Linked DNA regions of Homo sapiens: region 1 is linked to region 2. A link is a loop called in an ENCODE intact Hi-C map of the cell type or tissue named here. Cell type or tissue: IMR-90. All regions are shown on one strand. Links, peaks and the distances in the headings refer to the core of each region. The heading gives the core; the rest is flanking DNA. Region 1 has its middle 43 kb from the start of LINC01622. Region 2 has its middle 170 kb from the start of LINC01622.

The links. Hi-C counts contacts between places; a loop is a spot of excess contacts. Peaks named below come from ENCODE experiments on the same cell type or tissue, not always from the same donor. Only the 100,000 strongest peaks of a DNase experiment are listed, where the experiment ranks them.
Region 1: a loop joins it to region 2, with 2.0 times the contacts of the local background. A loop is called at or near these places in 1 of 110 quality-filtered maps.

Annotation. Positions count from the first base shown.
Region 1 is chr6:1,138,289-1,149,698 of GRCh38, forward strand. No RefSeq gene overlaps it. Among named protein-coding and RNA genes, the nearest start is that of LINC01622, 43 kb to the left of the region's middle. In IMR-90, for the core only: no CTCF peak of the experiment used is centred there; DNase peaks (open chromatin) are centred at 5,573 and 6,743; H3K27ac peaks cover 316 bases.
Region 2 is chr6:929,722-941,131 of GRCh38, forward strand. No RefSeq gene overlaps it. Among named protein-coding and RNA genes, the nearest start is that of LINC01622, 170 kb to the right of the region's middle. In IMR-90, for the core only: no CTCF peak of the experiment used is centred there; no DNase peak of the experiment used is centred there; H3K27me3 peaks cover 2,881 bases.

The DNA.
Region 1 (11,410 bases), core at 1,368-9,367, 210 kb after region 2:
AAAAATACAAAATTAGCTGGGTGTGGTGGCGCATGCCTGTAATCCCAGCTACTCGGGAGGCTGAGGCAGGAGAATCACTTGAACCTGGGAGGCGGAGGTTGTGGCAAGCCGAGGTCACACCATTGCACTTCAGCCTGGGCAACAAGAGCAAAACTCTGAGAAAAAAAAAAAGAAAAGGAAGGAAGGAAGGAGGTATTTGGAATCAGAAAATATATTTTTCAAAACACCGAACAGCTAAATCGCCATTGTTCCTCTGTTGTACTATAAATTCCAAAATGCTGCCAAGCTGCACTTTTTTTACACCATAGATTGGATGATGACCTAAAATAAAAAATGTTGTCAGGTCTTTCCCACTGCTTAACTGTCCACCTGCCTGAACTACATTATTCTGTTAGGTGGTCTCATCATGCCCTGAATTTCTGTCCTTTTTGTATATAGCTCCCGCCTGTGATTCTGTACTAAATGCAGATCTTGCATTCCTAGAGCTTCATGCGGGCAGGGCCCGTGTCTGCATTCTTCACCAACATATCCCACCTTGCACAGTTAAGTATTTTTTGAAGAAATGAACGACATCTCTTAAAGACACAGAACACCGAAGCAACAGAAGCTCTTTCCTTAACCAGTTGCTTCCATCGGCTCCACCTATAATGAGAAATGCTTAGAGCTGATGCTGCAGTTTGGACAGGTGAATGATGAAGATTGTGGATGGGCCTTATTTCCAATTGCTAATAGTAAAAGTAAATACAAGAATATTTAGCACCCAACAAAGTAAAGTTTCCAACAAAGATTAACAGACCTATGCAAAAGCAGGAAAACATAATTATTAATAGAGTAAATAATCAATTAATTGAAACCAACCCAGAACTGACATATATTAGAATTGGCAAAGATATTAAAACGGTTATTATAATCATGTTCTAAATGTTCCAAAATTAATTTTAAAAATCAATGAAACGTATAAAAAAGTCCAGATTGAACTTCTACAGACAAAAAGTATAGTTTTGCTAACTATAATGTAATGACACATGAGACATGGCAAGAGAAAAGATTAGTTAATTGATGATGTAGCAATATAAATTGTTCAGATGATAGGCACAGAGAAAACAGAAACAAAAGAAATTGAAAAGAGTATCACTGGGCTTTGGGACCACTTCAAGTGGCCTAAGATATGTATACTTGGAGTCTAGACAGAAAAATATTTGAGGAAAAAATGGTTAAAACGTTTCCAAATTTGGTGAGAGCTATAAATCCACAGATCTAAGGAACTCAATCAACACTAGCCACAAGAAATATAAAGAAAACCACACCAGGGCATACTGTAATCAAAATGCTCAAGCCAGTGCTAAAGAAAATGTCTTAAGAGCAGCCAGCGAAACAGACACATTACATACAGAGGAACACAGATAAGGATAATATCAGAATTCTCACTGAAAAAATGCAAGCAAGAAGATAGCAAAGGAACACTTTAAAGTACTGAAAGAAAACAATAGTCAATCTAGAATTCTACACCTAGCCAAAAAAAACATATTTTAGAAGTCAAGGTGAAATAAAGATGTTTTCAGACATACAGAAGCTGAAAGACTTCCTTACCAGAAGAAATGTTCGCCAAAGTCCTTCAGACAGAAGGAAAATGGCACCAGATCAAAACAGGGACCTGCAAAACGAAGCACAGAGCACTGGAAATGGTAGCTACATGGGCAAATGGATGAGATCTTTTCATTATTTAAGTTTGCATAAAAGATAATTGACAATCTAAATGAAAATAATTCCACTATATTTTGGATTTATAATATATGTAAAACAATGGCAAAATAAAAGCCAGGAGAGAAGTAATGGAAGTAAATTGTTGTTAGGTTCTTATACCACACATGAAGTGATATAATATCACTCGAAGGTAAACTATGATAAGTTAAGATGCATGCTACGAATCCTAAAGCAACCACTAAAATAACAAAGCAGTTAGAACTAGTAAACCAAAAACAAAGATAAAAATGAAACATAAATAATAATCTAAAAAAGACAGAAAAAGAAGGAAAGTGAAGAAAGATCAGTAGGAAACAAATAGCAAGATGATAGATGTAAATCTAACCAAATTAATTACATTAAAAGTAAGTCTCTATGTAGCCCTATTAAAAGGCAGATATTGTCAGACTAGAAAAGAGAACAAGGCAAAACTATATGCAGGCTATAAGAACTATACTTTAAAATCAAGACAAAAGTGGGTTAAAAGTAAAAAGATAGAAAAAGATGTGCCATGCTAACATTAGCCAAAAAAGCTAGAATTACTATTTTAATAATAGACAAAGTAGATTTTAAAGCTAAGACTATTTCCAGGTAGAATTAAGGTCATTTTGTAATGATAGAGGGGTTGATCAGTCAGGAGGACTTAATCTTAAAGGTGTACCCCCTTAAGAAATACATGAAGCAAAACTACATGAAGCAAAAAAAAAAAATGAAACTGAGATGAAAAACAGGGAAATTTGTAATTACAGTTGGAGATTTCAAAAACCTTCTCTTCATAATTGGCAAAAAAAAAATCGGATAGCATCAAAAATATAGAATATTTCAGCAACACTATCAACCAACCTGAGCTAATCTAAATTAACAAGTCATTCCATCCAACAATAGCAGAATACACATTCTTCTCAAGTATTAGTTTGGTGCAAAAGTAATTGTGGTTATTGCCATTGAGAGTAATGGCATGGGCTGGGTGCAGTGGCTCATGCCTGTAATCCCAACACTTTGGGAGGCCAAGGTGGGTGAATCACCTGAGGGCAGGAGTTTGAGATCAGCCTGGCCAACACGGAGAAGCCCCGTCTCTACTAAAAATACAAAATTAGCCAGGCGTGGTGGCACACACCTGTAATCCCAGCTACTTGGGAGGTTGAGGCAGGAGATTGCTTGAACCCAGGAAGCAGAGGTTGCAGTGAGCCAAGATCACGCCATTGCACTCCAGCCTGGGCAACGAGAGCAAAACTCCATCCCTGCCAAAAAAAAGAAAGTAATAGCAAAACCTCAATTACTTTTGCACCAACCTGATACATACAGCACATTTACCAAGATAAGCCATATTTTGGGCCACAATACAGATCTTAATGCATTTCAAGTTAAACAAAGTGTGTTCTCTCACCCCCATGCAATTAAATTAAAAATCAGTAATAAAAGATATCTGGAAAATTTTCAAACATTTAAAAACTAAATGACACATGGGTCAAAGAGGAAATTAAAAGGGGAATTACAAAATGTGTTGAATTACAAAGTAAGTTATAATGGAAACACAGCATGTCTGAATTTGCACAGTGCTGCCACAGCGGAACTTAAGGCATAGGCATATGGCCCATACATAGGTATATGGCCCTCTGTTAAAGCCTTTCTTCACAAAGCAGCTGCATCCAGCTTCCGTCAGCATTGAAGACTAAACTCACAATCAAGAAAGCCTCATCCCTGACATGGGACACACCTAAATCCTGTGTGTGCTCATTCTTCCCTGGGACACACCTAAATCCTGTGTGTGCTCATTCTTCCCTGGGACACACCTAAATCTTATGTGTGCTCATTCTTCCCTGGGACACACCTAAATCTTATGTGTGCTCATTCTTCCCTGGGACACACCTAAATCCTGTGTGTGCTCATTCTTCCCTGGGACACACCTAAATCTTATGTGTGCTCATTCTTCCCTGGGACACACCTAAATCCTGTGTGTGCTCATTCTTCCCTGGGACACACCTAAATCCTGTGTGTGCTCATTCTTCCCTGGGACACACCTAAATCCTGTGTGTGCTCATTCTTCCCTGGGACACACCTAAATCCTGTGTGTGCTCATTCTTCCCTGGGACACACCTAAATCCTGTGTGTGCTCATTCTTCCCTGGGACACACCTAAATCCTGTGTGTGCTCATTCTTCCCTGGGACACACCTAAATCCTGTGTGTGCTCATTCTTCCCTGGGACACACCTAAATCCTGTGTGTGCTCATTCTTCCCTGGGACACACCTAAATCCTGTGTGTGCTCATTCTTCCCTGGGACACACCTAAATCCTGTGTGTGCTCATTCTTCCCTTTTGTACGTGTCAGTGATTAGTCCTTTTTAAAAACTTTTTATTTCCATGAATCTATCTGGGGGGAGAAAAAAAGAAAATTTGTTTGTTATAGGAAGATGTTTATAAGGGAAGGAGTAGAAAGAAAAATTCAAAGGACTTGGTGGGTGAGGGTTAATCAGGTGGGGATTGTGCCAATTGAAGGCGCTAAGTATTCAATCACCATCCCTGCGGAGCTTGGGAGCCTGGCAGACACCAGGTGTGATGCTGAGGGCACGGGTGAGCAAGTCAGGAGCCTGGGCTCCCATCTGGTCCTTGAGGGTAGCTTCGTATCTGCACTTAACAAGGCACGTCATCTCCCACCTTGCTCACAGCACAAAGAGGACAGATGCATTAGACCAGAGACACCTTAGACCGGTGTTTTTCAAACTACATCCATTAAAGCATTTGTCTCCTAACTGTTTAAATTGTACGTCCCTACAGTAAAAGTTTTCAGAAGCTACTCCCAGGAGATGTATATTTTTGTGTTTATAAATGACATATAGTCATTCGCTGCATGACATTTTGGTCAGGGAGGGATGGGGGTCCCATAAGATTATAATGGAGCTGAAAAGTTCCTATCGCCTAGCCACAGCCATCGTAACATTGCAGCTCAGTGCATCACTCACATGGTTGGGCTAATGATGGTGTAAACAAACCCACTGCCCTGCCAGTCACGTAACAGTATAGCACATACAATCGTGTACACTATATCATACTAGATAATGATAATAAACAACTATATTTCTGGTTTACATATTTGCTATACTATATGTTTTATCATTACTTGACGTATACTTCTGCTTATTAAAAAAAAAAGTTAACTGTAAAACAGCCTCAGGCAGGTCCTTCAGGAGGGGTTCCAGAAGAAGGCACTGTTATTAGAGCAGATGACAGCTCCCTGCATGTCATTGTCCCCAAAGACCATCTAGTGGGACAAGATGTGGAAGTGGAAGATCCTGATGTTGATGATGCTGACCCTGTGTAGGCCCAGGCTAATGTGTGTGTTTGTGGCTTAGTTTTTAACAAACAATTTTAAAAAGCAAAAAACTAAAAAAATTTCAAATAGAAAAATAGCTTATAGAATCAGGATCTAAAGAAAGAAAATACTTTTCTACAAGTGTACAATGTGTGTGCATTTTAAACTAAGCACTATTATAAATGAGTCAAACAGTTAAAAAAATTAAAGTGTATAAAGTAAAAAAGTTACAGTAAGCTAAGGCTTATGTATTTATTGATTTATTTTCTTTTGAGACGTAGTTTCACTCTTGTTGTCCAGGCTGGAATGCAATGGCGCGATCTCAGCTCACTGCAACCTCTGCCTCCCAGGTTCAAGCAATTCTCCTGCCTCAGCCTCCCGAGGCTAATTTATTATTAAAGACAATTTAAAAAAATAAATGTAGTGTAGCCTAAGTGTGCAGTGTTTATAAAGTCTGTCGTAGTGCACAGTCATGCCCTAGGCCTTCACATTCACTCACCACTCACTCACCCAGAGCAACCTCCAGTCCAGTAAGCTCCACTCACGGTAAGGGCCCTGACCTGGTATCATATTTTAAGTCTCTTAAACATTTCCTATGTTCTCATACACAAAGCCTTACTGTTGTGTTCCGATTGCCTCCAGTATCCAGTACAGCAGCCTGCTGTCCAGGTTTGTAGCCTAGGAGCAATGCGCTGTACCACAGAGCCTAGGTGTGTAGCAGACTCTACCATCCAGGTTTGTGTAGGTGCACGCTATGATGTTTGCACAATAATGAAATCACCTGATCACACATTTCTTTTTTTTTTTTTTTTTTTTTTTTTTTTTGAGACAGAGCCTCCCTCTGTCACCCAGGCTGGAGTGCAGTGGCACGATCTCAGCTCACTGCAACCTCCACCTACCGGGTTCAAGCGATTCTCCTGCCTCAGCCTCCCGAGTAGCTGGGACTACAGGCGCCTGCCACCACGCCCCGCTAATTTTTTGTATTTTTAGTAGAGATGGGGTTTCACCATGTTGGCCAGGATGGTCTCGATCTCCTGATCTTGTGATCTGCCCATTTCGGCCTCCCAAAGTGCTGGGATTACAGGCGTGAGCCACTGTGTCCAGCCCTGATCACGCATGTCTCAGAACATAACCCAGTGGTTAAGCGAGGCATGACTGTGTATGTATCTGTTCTACCACGTCAATATGTTATATACATTGTAAAAAGTCACAAAAATGTTTTCTTTAAAGATGAGATACAAATAGGTAGACTTTCTCGCTTTCTTCCCACATGCCCCTTAACACCTTTGCCTATTCCATGGAGTCCCAGGCTCAAGACAGACCCCTAAGTCTGTCCTGGCCGGGGTAAATGGTAGCTCCTGGAGCAGGGGGCTCCCAGCCACCACACATCAGCTCTCCTCTCTTCTGCTGTGTGTATTAGAGGTCCATTGACTAAATAATTTTGAAAACCATCAAACTAGGTTTTTTTTCTCTAAGTTTCTTTTTTTGCTCAAAGAACCAATATTCCTCATTATATTTCCCACTATATAAAATGTTATGCATTCCTCCTACTGGAAGTTAACTTTAACAAGGGAGAATATAAATGTGTTTTCAATCTGTGGGAATATTTTAGATATTACAACTGAAACCCACATGCAGCAAACTATACTACCAGTACAAATATTTCCTGACCAAAGAAATGTGTCACGCTTCTTTCATCTTTGTTTTGTTTGGTTCTTTATTTTGTGAGCAACATCATCATCACACTCCCCCATGAAGTGAAACTAGGCACGTGGTCATTCTCATGAAAAAAATTAAACCATTTTTTTTTCCTCAACTAAACTTAGACTAAGCGAGGGCCACTGTGAAAAAGCATTTCTTTACACATCAAAATTATCTTAAGGAAAACACACAAAGAGACAATGAATTCCCAAAGTATGATTTTTAATGATCTTCCAATAAACAGCTCTTTGTGGCAAAAGTGACTGTGAACTGGGTGGTCCAACCAGAGGGCTCCTGGAAGTCAGGGGAGCGGTGCTCCTGTTAAATCACACATTGATAAAAGGAAGGAAGGAAAACAGTGTGCTTCCAAGCGTGTGTCCCCCAGACAAGAAAACAGTGGTGAACCTGGCTGCATTTCTGGACCCCCAGAAGGAGGCGGCACTGACGGCCTGACAGGTCTCCTGACCTTTGGGGGCTTTTATGTTTGTTTGCTTTTGTTCCAAGTTCCCAGAGGAAATTCAGGAGGCACCACAACAAAACTCCTGTTTCCTGACACTGCAATCTAGCCCTTGAAGTGAGGTCCTCTCAGAGGCAGCTTGCCATCAAGTGCCATTCTGGGAAGAAAAAGAGTGGTTTTCTCCTAAAATCAGGGTCGAGTGACCTCTTCAGATATAGCAGAGCCTCACGTTGACTCATAAAAGTGTTTTCAAGACTGCTTTTCCGTCCTCTTCCCCAGGAAGTCCCGGTTGGAGGCTCCCTAACATTACTGGCTACCCACTAGGGCTGGAAAGAGTTAACGTGAGGGGTGCCATGGAGGTGGGGCATAACTCAGTGTAATTACCCTTACATATTAGATTGCAGCCTGAACATGCTTACCCCATCATTAAGAGCCTTGTAAAGATAACTAATGTTTTTTTGTTGTTCTGCCCCACATCTCCCTGCCAGCATTCCAGAATTGGCCCGGCAGAGCCCCAGGCTCCCGGGGGCTTGATGGAAGCTATGGAAGAGCAGTTCAGCTTCCTCTAAGGTAGCAAAACCTTACAGACTTCAGGGGACAGCGGATCCATGGCCCACGGCTGCTGCAGGCAAAGTCTCTTCTTTTCTGCAGGGACCCTTCTCTCTCAAGGCCGATTGAGTACATCAGAGGAGGAGACTGAAAGCCCCGCAGATGTGTGCAAAATGGGTTCCTTCTTGCTTGCCATGCCTAGAAAGAAGCAGCCAGGTACCCTGGAGGCAGCAGCCAAAAAACAGGAGCCACGGACCAGAAGAGTAGCTGGGCGTCTCCCCACGAGGGCAGAAGAGAACGGGCAGGTCCACCCTCAGCCATGGGCTGGGAGAGGGAACAGCAGGTGTCCAGTCCACTGGCATCCCCTAGCTAGAGAGAGAGAGCCAGAGAGACAGGCAGAGACAGAGAGACAGACAGAGACAGAGATAGAAAGAGACAGAGAGACAGAGAGAGAGACCCAGAGCCAGAGATAGGCAGAGACAGAGAGAGGGACACAGAGAGACAGAGACAGAGAGACAGAGACAGAGATAGAAAGAGACAGAGAGGGACAGAGACAGAGATAGAAAGAGACAGAGAGGGACAGAGACAGAGATAGAGATGCAGAGAGACAGAGAGGGATAGAGACAGAGATAGAAAGAGAGAGGAACAGAGAAAGACAGAGACATAGGAACAAAGAGACAGAGAGATGGAAAGAGAGATAGAGAGTGACAGAGACAACTAGGTAGACAGAGACAGTGAAATGGGGAGAGAGAGAAGAGAGAGACAGAGAGAGAAAAGAGAGACAGAGAAAGACAGATAGAGAGAGAGAAGAAAAAGACAAAGGGGGACAGAAACAGAAAAAGATGGAGAGGGGGAGAGACAGACAGAGCAGGGGAGGTGTGGGTTCTTTCCAGCCATCTCTGCCCCCGCACAGCCCTTTTCTTCTCTAAAATGATGATCTCTCCTCACATCCCACAGGCCCGTCAACCTCCTCTTCACGGATGGGACCACCCGTTTCTCCTGACTGGAAAGGAAAGGCGGTGCAGCTTTTGTTGGTGAAGTTGCACTCAGGATCAGAAAACAGAACGGCGGTCCTGGCGGGGGATGGTGCCTCTGACGTGGCAGGGCCCGTGTACTCTCGCCCATGGCCCTGCTGCTGGGCCCTGCAGGGGCTGCACGTTTGCCTGTGACAAGGGCCCCCGAGGCCACTCACAGAGCAGGCCTCCCCCATCCCCGCCAGGGCTCCACACTTCCTCACAGCTCCTGCGTCCTCACACAGCACGTCGGGGACTGAGACATGGTGACAAGGATTCTTCCAACACGGGGTGATTATAAATGGTCTCGTCCTCTTGTCCTTCCTCAGGAGCCCCGGCCACACTGAAAGCCTTGATGACAAAGAAGCAAGTCAGCCACCCCAGCCACTCCAGCAGTGGAGTGACCCCCTCTGGAGTCCCTCCCCTGCCATGGCCCCTCAGGGCCCTTTCAAGCCAGGGTACCTCTGTGCTGACAGGCTGGAAAGGCAGTAAAACACCTGGGCTGTCCCTGTCACTACCCGCGTTTTCATTAGCAAAGAATAACTCCAGGGGAGGCTGTCAGGGTTGGCTGAGCAGCTAGGTGAGACCAAGGGGTACAATTTCATGGTGAAGAGAAACTCCCCAAATGTACCAACAGATGAAGGTCGCCAGCAGTGCCCTGGCCATCGGGAAAGCTCCTCTGGGTGGAACCAGGACCTGCTCACCACGGTGCTCCCCACTCGGATCCGGGACAGCGGCAAGGTGCAGCTAATACTTTTTGCCTTAATGAGCCGAAGAGGCCTCCGCAGGAACATGGAACTTTATCCCAGGGGCCATCTCCGTCCTCATTCGAAGTTTTATGAAAGCACCTAAAGTGTCCAAGGTGCTGGACGCCAACCTCCATAGGGCACCACCGGCCCCAGGTGATGCAGCACAACTTCCGCGTGGCAGGACCCTCTTCTAGGGTCCGTCGGCTGGTGTACTTTAATTTAAGAGGTTCATATTCAGGAGGTAATTAATACCACAGAAAAAAAAAATAGCAGGCAAACTCTCAAAGTGACCCCAGGGGCAGGAGATGAGTGTGACCAATTCAGTATCCCATCTGTTTCTGCATTTGAGGGAGATAGTCATGGGCAGCATCTCTAAAAGTTCGAGTCCATACATGTCTCTGTCCCTGCTGATTCCAGGAGGCTCACATTTTCAGGGAATATTAGTAAGACAATGGATCAGCCTCCATCAAAGCCCAAAAAACTAGTGTATTAGTTGATTCTCGCATTGCTACAGAGAAATTCCTGAGACTGGGTAATTTGTAAAGAAAAGAGGTTTATAATTGGCTTATGGCTCTGCAGGCTGTACAGGAAGCATGGACGCTTCTGCTTCTGGGGAGCCTCAGGGAGCTTTGACCCATGGCAGAAGGCAAAGCAGGAGCAGATGTCTCACATGACAGGAATAGGACCAAGAGGGAGGTGGGGAGATGCCACACACTTTAAAACAACCGGATCTCATGAGAACTCAGGATTGCAACCACGGCACCATGAAAAACTGCACCCATGATCCAGTCACCTCCCACCGGACCTCACCTCCAGCACTGGGGATTGCATTTCAACATGAGATTTGGGTGGGGACACAGATTTAAACCATGTCAACTAGAAGAAGAGTGACAGCAGATCTAAACAGTGGAGTGACCCCTCTGCAGCTCCCAACCTTCCTCGGCGCAGGCAGGGAGATGACAGTCACCCGCATTGCAAATACCAACATTTTAAAACTCTCAATAAAAAGTTTGTTTAAACTTTTAGAATCCTACTTTTTACCATAAAATGTGTACATAGGATATGTGACTAAGTTCTCATCCCTCCATTGGTTGTTCTTTTCTTCAGTTTCTCCTGGCCTCAGTTTTGATCATAGAGGAGGCTCCTGGCCAGAGGCAAAGCCGCTGTTCCCTGGCAGTGACAGCGTGGCCCAGAAAGGTGGCTTCAGGGAGTTCAGAGCATGAGGTGAGAATTATTTTTGGTGGTACAAAAATTAGTACTTTTCCATTTACCTGTTTATGAGGTTTGTCTGTGAATGGTGAACATTCCTGAGACAGATACTTATTGAGAATCTATGACCTGCAACAGACTACCTTGTTGTATTTTGGCTTTTAGTTAAGATGCTAGTTAATTATATATGTGTCAGGGGTTGACAGACGCTTTCTGTAAAGGGCCCAGTAGGAAATATTTTAGGCCTCTGGGGCCCTGAGTTCTCCATATCAATTGCTGACCTCCTCCCATGTAGCCCAAAGGCAGCCATGAAAATTATTGAACAAAAAGAGGCAGTAGGCTAGATTTTCGCTCACCCCTGAGCTATAGAAACATCAGGTTGCTCCTTCAGCAACCTGAGCTATTGAACTACAAATCTAGAAAGAAGAGGAGGAAGACAATATACACATCTCAGCAGTCACAGTAGAAACCAACAGGTTTGTAAAGCCGAACTTCCACACTTGACACATAGACTAGCATAGTCTGAAGGCCATAGTCCCAACCAACTGACACCTTTTAAATGTTGTTATAGGCTGCGTGTTGTTGTTCTACCTGCTTTTATAAAGTTTTATTGGCACAGCCGTGCCCATTGTTTACCTATTGTATTGTGTGTGGCCACTTTCCTGCTACAGGAAAAGC
Region 2 (11,410 bases), core at 1,762-9,761:
TTGGGAAGGAAGAACCAAACTGTGTACATAAGGAATCCTGGAGAATTTACAGAAAGCTGCTGGTTTGATACATGGATTCAGCACATTCACGGGAAACTCACCAGAAAGCTAATACACAAAACTCACTTGGGGCCTGGCGCGGTGGCTCACGCCTGTCATCCCAGCACTTTGGGAGGCCGAGGTGGGCGGATCACGAGGTCAGGAGATCGAGACCATCCTGGCTAACACGGGGAAACCCCGTCTCTACTAAAAATACAAAAAAAATTAGCTGGGCGTGGTGGCGGGCACCTGTAGTCCCGGCTACTCGGGAGGCTGAGGCAGGAGAACAGTGTGAACCCGGGAGGCGGAGCTTGCAGTGAGCTGAGCTCGCACCACTGCACTCCAGCCTGGGCGACAGAGCGAGATTCCGTCTCAAAACAAACAAAAACTTATTTGCATTTTTATTTTCTAGCAAGTGATAAGAGGAGCATTAAATTTAAAATGTACAATTCGCAGTAACAACTAAAGCATTACATATCTAGGAATCTATGTAAGAAAAGATATGCAAAATCACTACACTGAAAAATACAAAGCGTTGTTGACAAAAATTGCCCAAGACCTATGTGAGTGATGAAACATGTCATGTTTGCTTCGGAAGACTCAATACTGTAGGATGTCAAACCTCCCCAAATTGATCTGCAGGTTCAATACAATCCCCGATCAAATTTTCAACTGGTTTCTTAAAGATACTGAGAAGCAGATTCTCAAATTTATTTGGAAATGCAAAAGAATAGGCAAAACGAATACTTTCTTACACAAGTAGAAAATAGTACTTTTCTCAGGGGCAGGGAGATGGCTATAGACTAGGAAGTGCATGAGGAAAACTTCTGAAGCCCAGCAAATTTTCACATCCGAGCTGGGTGGTGGTTAAATATAGGCATAGATGTAAATAAGTATCCATCAAACTGTACAATTACAATTAATGCACCTTAAACAATTTAAACATAACTCAAGACAAAAACTAACAATGGAAGAATCAATTAAAATGTGACAATGTGATCTTAAAACGTTTAGCACTGATCCACAATGAATATACTACATGAAAAACCTCTGATATAATGCTAAAGAAATACTTAAAGGAATATTTATAATCCTAAATAATTACATTAGAAAAAATAATTAATGGGCTCATATTCTTATTCCAGAAATTAGGACAAGAGCGACCTAACAAACTAGGGAAACAAGAAGGGAAGAAATTGTGATCAGAAATCATTGAAATAAAAAAGAAAACAATAACACAAAAGATTAAAACGGAAAAATCTATTCATTGGAATAGGCTCATGATATAAACAAACCCCTAGCAAATATTATTAGAAACATATAGAGAAGTGATATGCAGAAGAGAGAAGGGAAAAGTCCTTACAAAAATATTAGAATTGGAAAGGTCGAGGGAAGAGTAAACACAGCTGAGATTGGAATCACAAGCAAATATAAATGAATCTTAAGCAAGTTACTGTGGTAATGGAGGTCGAAAGAGAAATTCCTGGGAAAGGAAATTACCAACACAGTTTGTGAAAGGTGCACTAGAAAGTGGAATCTATCAGAAGCACAGCAAACATGACAGATTGGTCAAACTTTAGAAACATCCCTGTTAAAGTCATATCTCCGACATGTCTCAGACAAGGACAGAAACAAGAGTTATAAGAAATGGAAAGAAAAAAATGTAACTCACATTATTCCCTGAGTACTTACAAGATAGTTCACTAAAGTTGCTGAATAAAATACGAAAGCTGAAAAATGATAATATATGTCATCAATATCAATCAGAAAATCTGAAGAGCTAACAGGACAAAAATCCCAGCCACAATCACTTCAGGAATTATTATTTAAATTTATTTTGTACTGCCAAGGATGATTTTTAATTATTTATTGTTTGATAAGTGCCGACGAAGTTTGTGGGTTGGTATAAAAGTGTGTTTTAGTTGGTTTATTATACATGGGCTTCCTCAGTAACTTACCCTCCAAAAGCTAAAATAATCTTTCCAGAGATCAAATTACACAGACATAGGGTCTTTAAAACAAAACATTTTTATTATACTTTAAGTTCTGGGATACATGTGCAGAACGTGCAGGTTTGTTACATAGGTATACACGTGCCAAAGTTGTTTGCTGCACCCACCAACCCATCATCTACATTAGGTATTTCTCCTAATGCTGTCCCTCCCCTAGCCTCCCACCAGCCAACAGGCCACAGTGTGTGATGTTCCTCTCCCTGTGTCCGCGTGTTCTCATTGTTCAGCTCCCACTTATGAGTGAGAACATGCGGTGTTTGGTTTTCTGTTCCTGTGTTAGTTTGCTAGGAATGATGGTTTCCAGCTTCATCCATATCCCTGCAAAGGACATGAACTCATCCTTTTTATGGCTGCATAGTATTCCATAGTGTATATGTGCCACATTTTCTTTATCCAGTCTATCATTGATGGGCATTTGGGTTGGTTCCAAGTCTTTGCTATTGTTAACAATGCTGCAATAAACATACGTCTGCATGTGTCTTTATAGTAGAATGATTTATAATCCTTTGGGTATATACCCAGTAATGGGATTGCTGGGTCAAATGTTATTTCTAGTTCTAGATCCTTGAGGAATTGCCACACTGTCTTCCACAATGGTTGAACTAATTTACACTCCCACCGACAGTGTAGAAGCGTTCCTATTTCTCCACATCCTCTCCAGCATCTGTTGTTTCCTGACTTTTTAATGATCACCATTCTAACTGGCATGAGATGGTATCTCACTGTGGTTTTGATTTGCATAGAGTCTCACTCCAATGCCCAGGCTAGAGTGTAGTGAAGCAATCTCAGCTCACTGCAGCTTCAACCTCCGGGGCTCAGGTGATTCTCCCACCTCAATTTCCTGAGCAGCTGGGGCTAAAGGTGCATGCCACCAAGCCTGGCTAATATATATTTTGTATATACATATATTTGTAGATATGAGGCTTCACTATGTTTCCCAGCTGGTCTCAAACTCCTGGGCTCAAGTCCTACCTCAGCCTTTCAAGGTGCTGGGATTACAGGCCTGACCCCAGCCCAGAAATTACAGTATGGGAAATATATAACCTCACTGGAGGAAAACTGCACAAGCCACAGAGTGGATGAAGTTATTTGTAATAAATAAAACTGACAAGTACTCAGAATATTTTTAAAAAATACTTCCTTAAAGAGATGAGGAAAGGAAAAATAAAGAACAACAGAAAAATGGCAAAAAAATTAAAAAGGAATTGAAAGAGAACAAAATCCAAACAGCCAATGTATATGTGAAGATCTTTGAGCGAATGCAAATTAAATGAGGCACGGTCCACGTTGAGTCCATTGGCCAGCTACCCTCTAACAGTGGGTGTGGTGCAGGGCTTGGTGGATGATCTCCATTTCCACATTCACATGCTTGAGATTCATTGACACTTGCTTGTGATTTCAGTCTCAGTCGTGCAGGGCACAGAGCTCTTAGAGAGTCCAGTTATAGTGCACATTGTTACAACTTTGAAATCACTCGGGCAATATCTGGTAAAATTAAAGCTGGATATTATCCACAGCTTAGAAGTCCCACCTCCAGGGATATATCTTAGAGAAATCTTGTACCCCGAACCAGGAGATTAGTACAAGAATGTGCATAATGATGAGGTTTTCATGGAATTGATAAACTCTAGTTTTGAAATAATACAGTTTTGAAATAAAATGAATGAACTGGATCTACATGTATCTACCTGGAAAAATTTCAAGTGTTAAATTTTTAAAAGCAAGTTATAAAATGTTTCATGCCATGTAATCCGATATATGTAATATTTAAATACACAGAAGAGTTCATAGTTTTTGAACACATACATATGTAGTAAAAGCCAAAAATATACATGGATGAAGCCACACCAACTTGAGTGGAGAAGTTGTGTCAGGGGGACAGGAAATGGAGACAGAGAGGTTTATCTGTAGTTACCTGTATTCATGGTGCTTTATTTTGAAAAAAAAAAAAAAAAAAAAAAAAAGCCTGCATCAACGTAGTAAATATTAGCTTTTGTCTGGCCTCAGTAGAAGGTGGTAGTTGTTATTGTATTACTCTGCTTTTCTGTATGTTTGAAATGTTTCTCAATTCAAGATAAGGAAAATATGTAACGCAGTAACTAAGTATTATTATTGTTATTAATTAAAGATGTGAAAGATTCTCAGAAGCAAAATCTTAGGGACTCTTATTTAATCACTGAAGACCCATTTCTCCGCAGTCTAAACAGTGCACTGGGCATTGGACTCACAAAATGAAGACGCCATTGCCCCTGTCCTTGACGCCTGAACAGGATAGAAAGGGGACCCACAGTTGGCAGCCATCATGGGCATGGCATATGGGTCCGATCCCAAAGAGCTTTGTACAGGAGTTGCAAGGAAGGTTTCACCAAGGAAAAGATCAAGAACCAAATGCTGTGGGACGCATAAGTGCCAGCCCAAGGGACCAGGCAGGCCTGGGGGAAGGATGGGGGAGCAGAGCCTCCTGCAGACAAGTGGATGTCTGAGCTATTCAATGGACGTTGCTGCAGCCCCGTCTGTGTGCTGGGGGCTTTGCTAGGAAGGTGGGGAACAGAACAGCTGGGGTCCCTAACTTCACAGGATTCATCGTCCACGTTAAAGGTTCAGCATGTGCAATGTTCTCCACAACTTGTAAGGCTGTCGCACAGGCAAAGTGTAGGAAATAGAGGCTCAACTCTGTCTCCTGTGCTTCTGCATTGGGGGATTGGTAGTGCAAGGTTTGGGGGATGCTGGTAAACACAGAACACCTGTGTGACTTGTCATCAAAGCCCTGCATGCAGCAGTAACACAAGAGAGAAGTTGTGAGGTGGGGAGAGCTGGTTTACTACCCTACAAGGTAGCTGTGTGCAAATTAGGAAAATGAGTCCTGTCTGTCCAGATTTAGAAAAGCATCCCTTTGCCAGGGCACACAGAGTACAGTGTAGAATGGATTTCAGCCTGCTGTCTTTGTTCAGTGTAAGAACTGTGCAACTGTACATGATTATCCTGAGCAGAAGCTCCTTGAACCCGGCTCAGGCTAAATGGATGAATGGCACATGCCTCTTTGTTGTGGGTGTGTGCGCAGTGGCTGCATGGAGGCTGGAGAGACTGCCCACAAGGCTCTGGATACTCTCCAGCCTTGTCCTCATGCGGTCCCCAGCCCTGCCCTTCAGGGGACACTGGCAGGGCTTCTGCTCCATCCTCCTGGAGAGGCAGGTCACCTGGTGTCTGTCAGTCCACTGCCAAAGCCCTGCAGGAATCTGCCAGAGCAAAGGGGAGAGTGTAAGTTTTATCTGGAGTCACAAAAAGATATGATGGTGAAGAGGAGTTTGACCTCTACAGGAAGCATGAGGAGAAAGCATGAAAGAGGCCTGAAAGGATGAGAACTTGGAGAGAGGTTTCCAGGGGAGCCAGAGAAAGGTTTCTGTAAGCAAGGATGCTGGCTGTGAGCAGAATTCCACCCCACAGATGCTGCGTGTGGCTGAAATTTGGAGGATGACCTGTGGAAGAGCTAAGCAGGAAGGAGGGAGGACAGGGTCGCTAGAATCAGGCGGCCAGACTGAGCTTTGGAGAGCGCGTGAGCAACGGGATGTGGGAGAGGCTGTGTCTAGGAGATTGGCTCGTGCATTCATCCACTCACAGTAATTGTTTACCCGCCGGGCACTGCTGGGCTGCAGACTCCACTCTCCAGGGACTTGTGTCCGAATCCAGAGACAAGAAAAGAGGCCATGAAACATGCCACAGTGATTGGCACACAGAACCCCATGAGCTGGGGCACAACTGGCTGGTAATCACTGTGCACATGACCCCAGGGTGGGAGGCTAAGGTACGTGTTGGGAGAGGAGGGCATGAGAAAGAGCGTTCCATCCTGGCCAGAGCCACACCTGCAATCTTCTCCAAATCTGCACCAGGGTTAGGGAGGAAACTCGTTCCCCAGGCTCTGATATCAGAGCTGGAGGCTGAGGCAATGGACACTGTGTACACACCCCAGCAGCCCCAGGGCAGCCCCTGGCTTCCCCACGCCTTCTGTGTGACCCCAGTCCGTGTGGTTCAGTTGTGTGGCCCCAGAGCTGTTCTATTTAACCTGAACCAGGGGACTGATACTTCCAGCCCAAATTCCAGGTCTTGGGAGTTCTCCTCGGAAGAGGAGATCTGTTTCCAATGTCTCTGATGGCCAGTCCAGAGTTGTGTTCGTCTGTCTACACCTTCCTGTCGGCCGTTCTCTCCTCTGCTGCCCCAAGGGCCCTTCTGCTACCCATGCACCCCATGCCGTCCAGTCTGCCACAGAGATTCACGCTCACAATTCGTAAATTGTCTCCTCGCTTCTCCAAAACTCCGATCCATTCTAGGCAGCCATGATGAATTCACATAGAGATAGGAATTGCCCAGTATTACATTAGATCCTTGTTAGCCAATTAAATATGTTTATAGTATTACCATGTTATGTGTTTTATTAATAGGCTTGATTTTTTTTTAGAGCAGGTTTGGGTTCACAGCAAAATTGAGAGGAAGGAAAAGAGAATTCCCAGCCCCTCCCGGCCCCCGCACAGGCACAACTTCCCCCATTATCAACTCCCCACCAGAGGGGGACATCTGATATGATCAAGGATCCTGCACTGGCCCATCATCATCACCTGGAGTCCACGGTTCACCTTAGGGTCACTCCTGGTGCTGGACATTCCGTGGGTTTGGCCAAATGTGTAATGACCTGTATCCCCTGTTATGGTAATATGTGGAATCACCTCACTGCCCTAGAAACCCCCTGTGCTCTGCCGACTCATGCCTTCCTCCCCACTACCTCCTGTTAGGGAGACCAGGTGGTCGACCTGGTCGACCAGGTCTACCTCCTGGCACCACTGATCCTTTTGATTTTCTTCATAATTGTGTCTTTTCTAGAGGCGATTAAATTTTAATACTAAACTTCAAGGAGTAATAAAACCAAGAAGTGGCACATGGGAAGGGAGCGACGACAGACTTCTTAGGTCTGGGGAAGAGATAGGAATCACCATATGGGCAGGTGAGTCCCCAGCGCTGCCTCTTGCTTTTCCTAGCTTGCTGTTTTCTTCTGCTCCTGGAATATATTCTGCAGAATATATTCTGCTCCTTTCACATATTGCTGTGAGGCTCCAGGGCGTTTTCCTCTTGGGCTCTTGCACAACAGGTGCGTGGTCTGTGTGGCCAGGTGGGCAGGTGAAAGTTTCAAGCCCGGTGTCACCTGCATTGAAAGCGAGTTTAAGAGCTTTTAAGGTCAACTGAGATTCCAAACTAGTTCTTCAAATTCATAAACCTCTGCTGATATAGCTTAACCTCCTCCTTACTTAGCACGAGTTTATCCAAAATTCTCTTTGTTGGTTGAAAAGATAGTTGACTTTCTTAAATCTACTTTGGAAAACATACCAGGTGGAGGCCCTTGGGTAAAAAAGCCCAAAGACCCAGGTCTCTAATCCAAGTTCCACTACTGCCCGGGCAGGAAATGCAGATTCACTGATCAGTTTCCTCACCTGTGAAACAAGAGAGCAAATCTCCAGCCCTCCAGACAATTAATTACAGAAGTCACAATTCTTCTTTCCTCCTCCCCTTCCCCACCCCATCCCCTCCCCCTACCCCCTCCCCCTCCATCCTCCTCCTCCTCCTTGTCTTCCTCCTCTCCTTCTCCTTTTCCTCCTCCTCCTCCTTCTCCTTCTTCTTCTTCTTCTTTTCATGCAACAAATAGCAGGAGCCATTCACTGAGAGCTCTCCAGGGAGCTCTCCAAGGAGTTCTTCTTCTCCTTCTCCTCCTTCTCCTCCTCCTCCTTCTCCTCCTCCTCCTTCTCTTCCTTCTCCTCCTTCTCACCCTCCTTCTCCCCCTCCTTCTCTTGTACCTTCTCCCCCTTTCCCTTCCCCTTCTTCTATCTTCTTTCTTTCTTTCTTTCTCTTTCTCTTCTTCTTCTCCTTCTTCTTCTTCTTCCTCTTCTCATGCAACAAATAACAGGAGCCATTCACTGGACTGGATTGGTGATTAAAAATCTGAAAAAACCAAAAGCCCTGGTCTGGAGGTTGGAGCCTCTTTCTAGTGGGAAAAGGCCCCTTCAGGGTACATCACCCTTGGATTTTTAAAAATACCTTTTCCTTTACCTGATCCTGTGCTCAGATCCTATCAAGTTAATAAGCAACTGTGACATTTTTGTCAATATGGATCCATGTATAAAATATAATGTGTTTAGACTAGGATGACATTAAAATTCAGCGCTTAAACTTGGGAGACATTGGAAGAAATGACATTTTAGAGAAGTAGCAGGAGATAAATCTCTCGTTACAGTCAGCTCTGCAGGAGTCAAATGCTGCTGTGTAGAAGAATAAGGATGTTCAAAACCATTTTGTCTCCCAAGTAGAAGGATATTTGAAAGTATTTTTGTGTCTTTCTAAACCCATTTTTGTACAAGTAGTATTCATTCTGCATCTGTACAGGTGGAAGGCTCAAAAGCTTAGTCCAAGGCTACCTAGTCCAAACCCACATTCTGTAGATAAGGGAACTGAGATGGGGAGAGGCTGGTGCCTTTCCTGGGGTCATAGAGCTAGGATGACCGTGGTCTGGAGCCGGAATTCAGGTCTCTTCGGCCTCCGGCAGGCACTCTTCCTGCTACTCCTATTCCCCTTAATGCAGCCCTGACTCACCGTGGCCTTTCACATGCAAACCCATCCAGAGCCCATGCCCCAACCTCCTCCTCCACTGGGGTCTCACACTCAGGCCGCTAACTCCCTGCCCTAATCCCCCAGGGCCAGGTAACAGATAACTAGGGACAGGTCTCACATCCCCGAACCTGCTGAAACTATCCAAACGAGACAATCCTAACCCTGCGTGCCCTCCCTTGCCTGTTCCACAGAAACCGCAGTAAAGGCCCTTGCACAGCTCCTCAGTCCCCCACCTCCTGACCCAACCGTTCTTCCCCACGCGGCCCCCTTGGCATGGCGTGCCCCCTCCTCCTGGGATCTGTAACACACTATCTTTCTATGGTCTTTTCATGAACTTTGGCCTTACCGAACCTCACATTTTCTACCAATGCATTGTATCTTCAGCCACAGAGAGGCCAATGCCCAGCCGGCAAATCAGGTGCTCCTACCCCTGTGTGGTTCATGAGGCCAGCCAAGCCCACACACAGGGGCACTGAAGGGATCCCAGATGGCTTCTCTCTGGCCATTCGACAGGGGCCTGATCAGCCGCACTTCTGATCATCCAGCCAGAACCACCTGCTTTGAAGGAGGGCATTTAACTTCTGCTGGGGAAAAAAAAATCACTTCAAAATCTCTAGTCGGCCTTTTCCACCTTTAATCTCCTGGGCTTTTCATTTAAATTCCTATTAGTGGGATCTGGGTGGGGGCTGAAATCCTGAACCTGAGTCATGCGTCCCCACCCCAGACTCAGGCGCCTGACCTGAATAATAGCTTTCCTTCTAAGTGCCTTGGAAAAGGTGGCTGCCAAGCTCCAAGCACAGGGAGGTGGTGGGGGCAGAGCTGACGTGGGTTCAAATGACAGTGGAGTTGCTTCTTTTTCTTCTTGGCAAGGGGCATGGGGAGGGTGACGAGGAGGCGGGGGTCCCATGGTAAGTGCAAATGAAAGAAAGTTCACGGAGAGCATGGGCAATGGGCCAGACAAAACTCGCTTCCAGTTCTCTTTCTCTTATTAGCTGTGTGATCTTGGAAAAATCATGGAACGTCCCTAAGCCTCTTGTTCATTTGTAAGATGGAGAAGGGAATAAGAAGTGACATTTCCTGAGGAATTCTGATGTGCCCTTGTTTTCAGTGCTTTCTGTTATTCACTAAGTGAGTTCTCTAAATGGCCTTAGGATGCAGGGGCCGTTGTATAGACAAGAAAAGGAGGTGAAATGCTTGGGAGGCATATCTGGGCAGCCTGTGTCCAGGGCCCACATAACCCTGGCAGCTGTACTTTGCACAGTGCCAGCCCATGGTCAGTGCACACCCAGTGCTGCTGCAGACAGCGCCAGGAAGTGGGCGCTGTTCTTACGTGTGAGCCACAGCTGTCCTGCTTCCTTGGAATAGAGCTGTTCTCACTGCTGTGCTGTGGTCACGCTCAATGCCCAATTCTTCCTCCTCTTGATTTCTTTCCAGCCTTCCTCCCCAGCCCCAGGAAGGGACCAAAGCCAGCTTGGGCTATGGCTCCTGCAGTGGACTCGTTGAGTGAGCATTGGGGATTTGCTGCAGGTGTGTGGGGGAAGCTCCCCTCTCAGGCCTGGCTGGGAGCAGTGCAGGGGTCCCCATCCCCGGCTTCGTGACCTTCAGTCCTCCCTCACCCTCTGCCACCCTAGGAGAGGTTTGGAAACCCACAAGTGTCAGTTTTGGCCATCACCTGCCCCGAGACTGTGCTGCTGATGCTCCCACACTCAGGTCCCATTGAGATATCATCTCACAGGGGTTCTCAAACTCTTTCAACCTCTGTTCAATCATGACTTCAACGTGCCGCACGATATACATGCTTTATTACAAATGAATCCCATGAAAAGGGATGGGCCAGGAGCGGCTGAATCTCTGGGGAAAGAAGAGGAGGAGAAAGATGTGCAGTCAGGCCCCTGTCCCCGCCCCACCCCTGCTGGGGGGAAAGCAGCTAGCACTCAAGGGCCGCCAGGTCCGTCAGCCCAGCAGGCCTTAGCAGTGTCTTTTGGGCAGAGGCCTGGTTGATGCTGGCCCAGAAACACAGGGCCGCATCGCAAACGGAGCGGGGCAGCCCAATTGGACATAGCAGAAATGAAGGCAGAGGTGGAAAACAGAAGTCCTGTGAACTGGAGCGTAAACTCATTCCTCCAAAGTGATGAGTAGCTGTGGGGATGCAGTGACAAGGCGGTACAGCTATGATTTTGTGCAGGTTGGACTGAGTGGAGGTGGTTTTGGGGCTGAGAGGATGGGAAGAGGAGCTCAGACTTGCCATTTCAGGGCCCACCTTACGCATCTGCACAGATAGAATCCAAACCCATGGACCCAGGGGCTCTTGCATCCATGGTGATGCTGAATTCACAATGGAAAGTGCAGCTGGGTACACCCGGGGCCCTCTGGACAAGGTGGTTACACTAGTAGTGGCCTGGACAGGAAGACGAGAGCCAGGCCCAGCTGCTCTACCTCCCAGGACTGCTTCTCGTGAGGAAAACAGGGCCACACTCACCACTGGTTGGCGTGGTTTAGTCAGTAGGTGGTAAAGACTTAGAAGGTAGGAAATTCTTGTGGAGAGTTGTGGGAGGAAATGGAATTTTGGGGAGTTGAACTGGAGTTTAATTGAGTAAGCATTTGTTTAAAGGTTGCTTCTGGAAGATTCTTCTATAATGCAAGGAACCATTCCCCAACTCAAGTAGGGGCTTACTCCTAAAGACATAGCCCACTATCATCAGATGGATTTT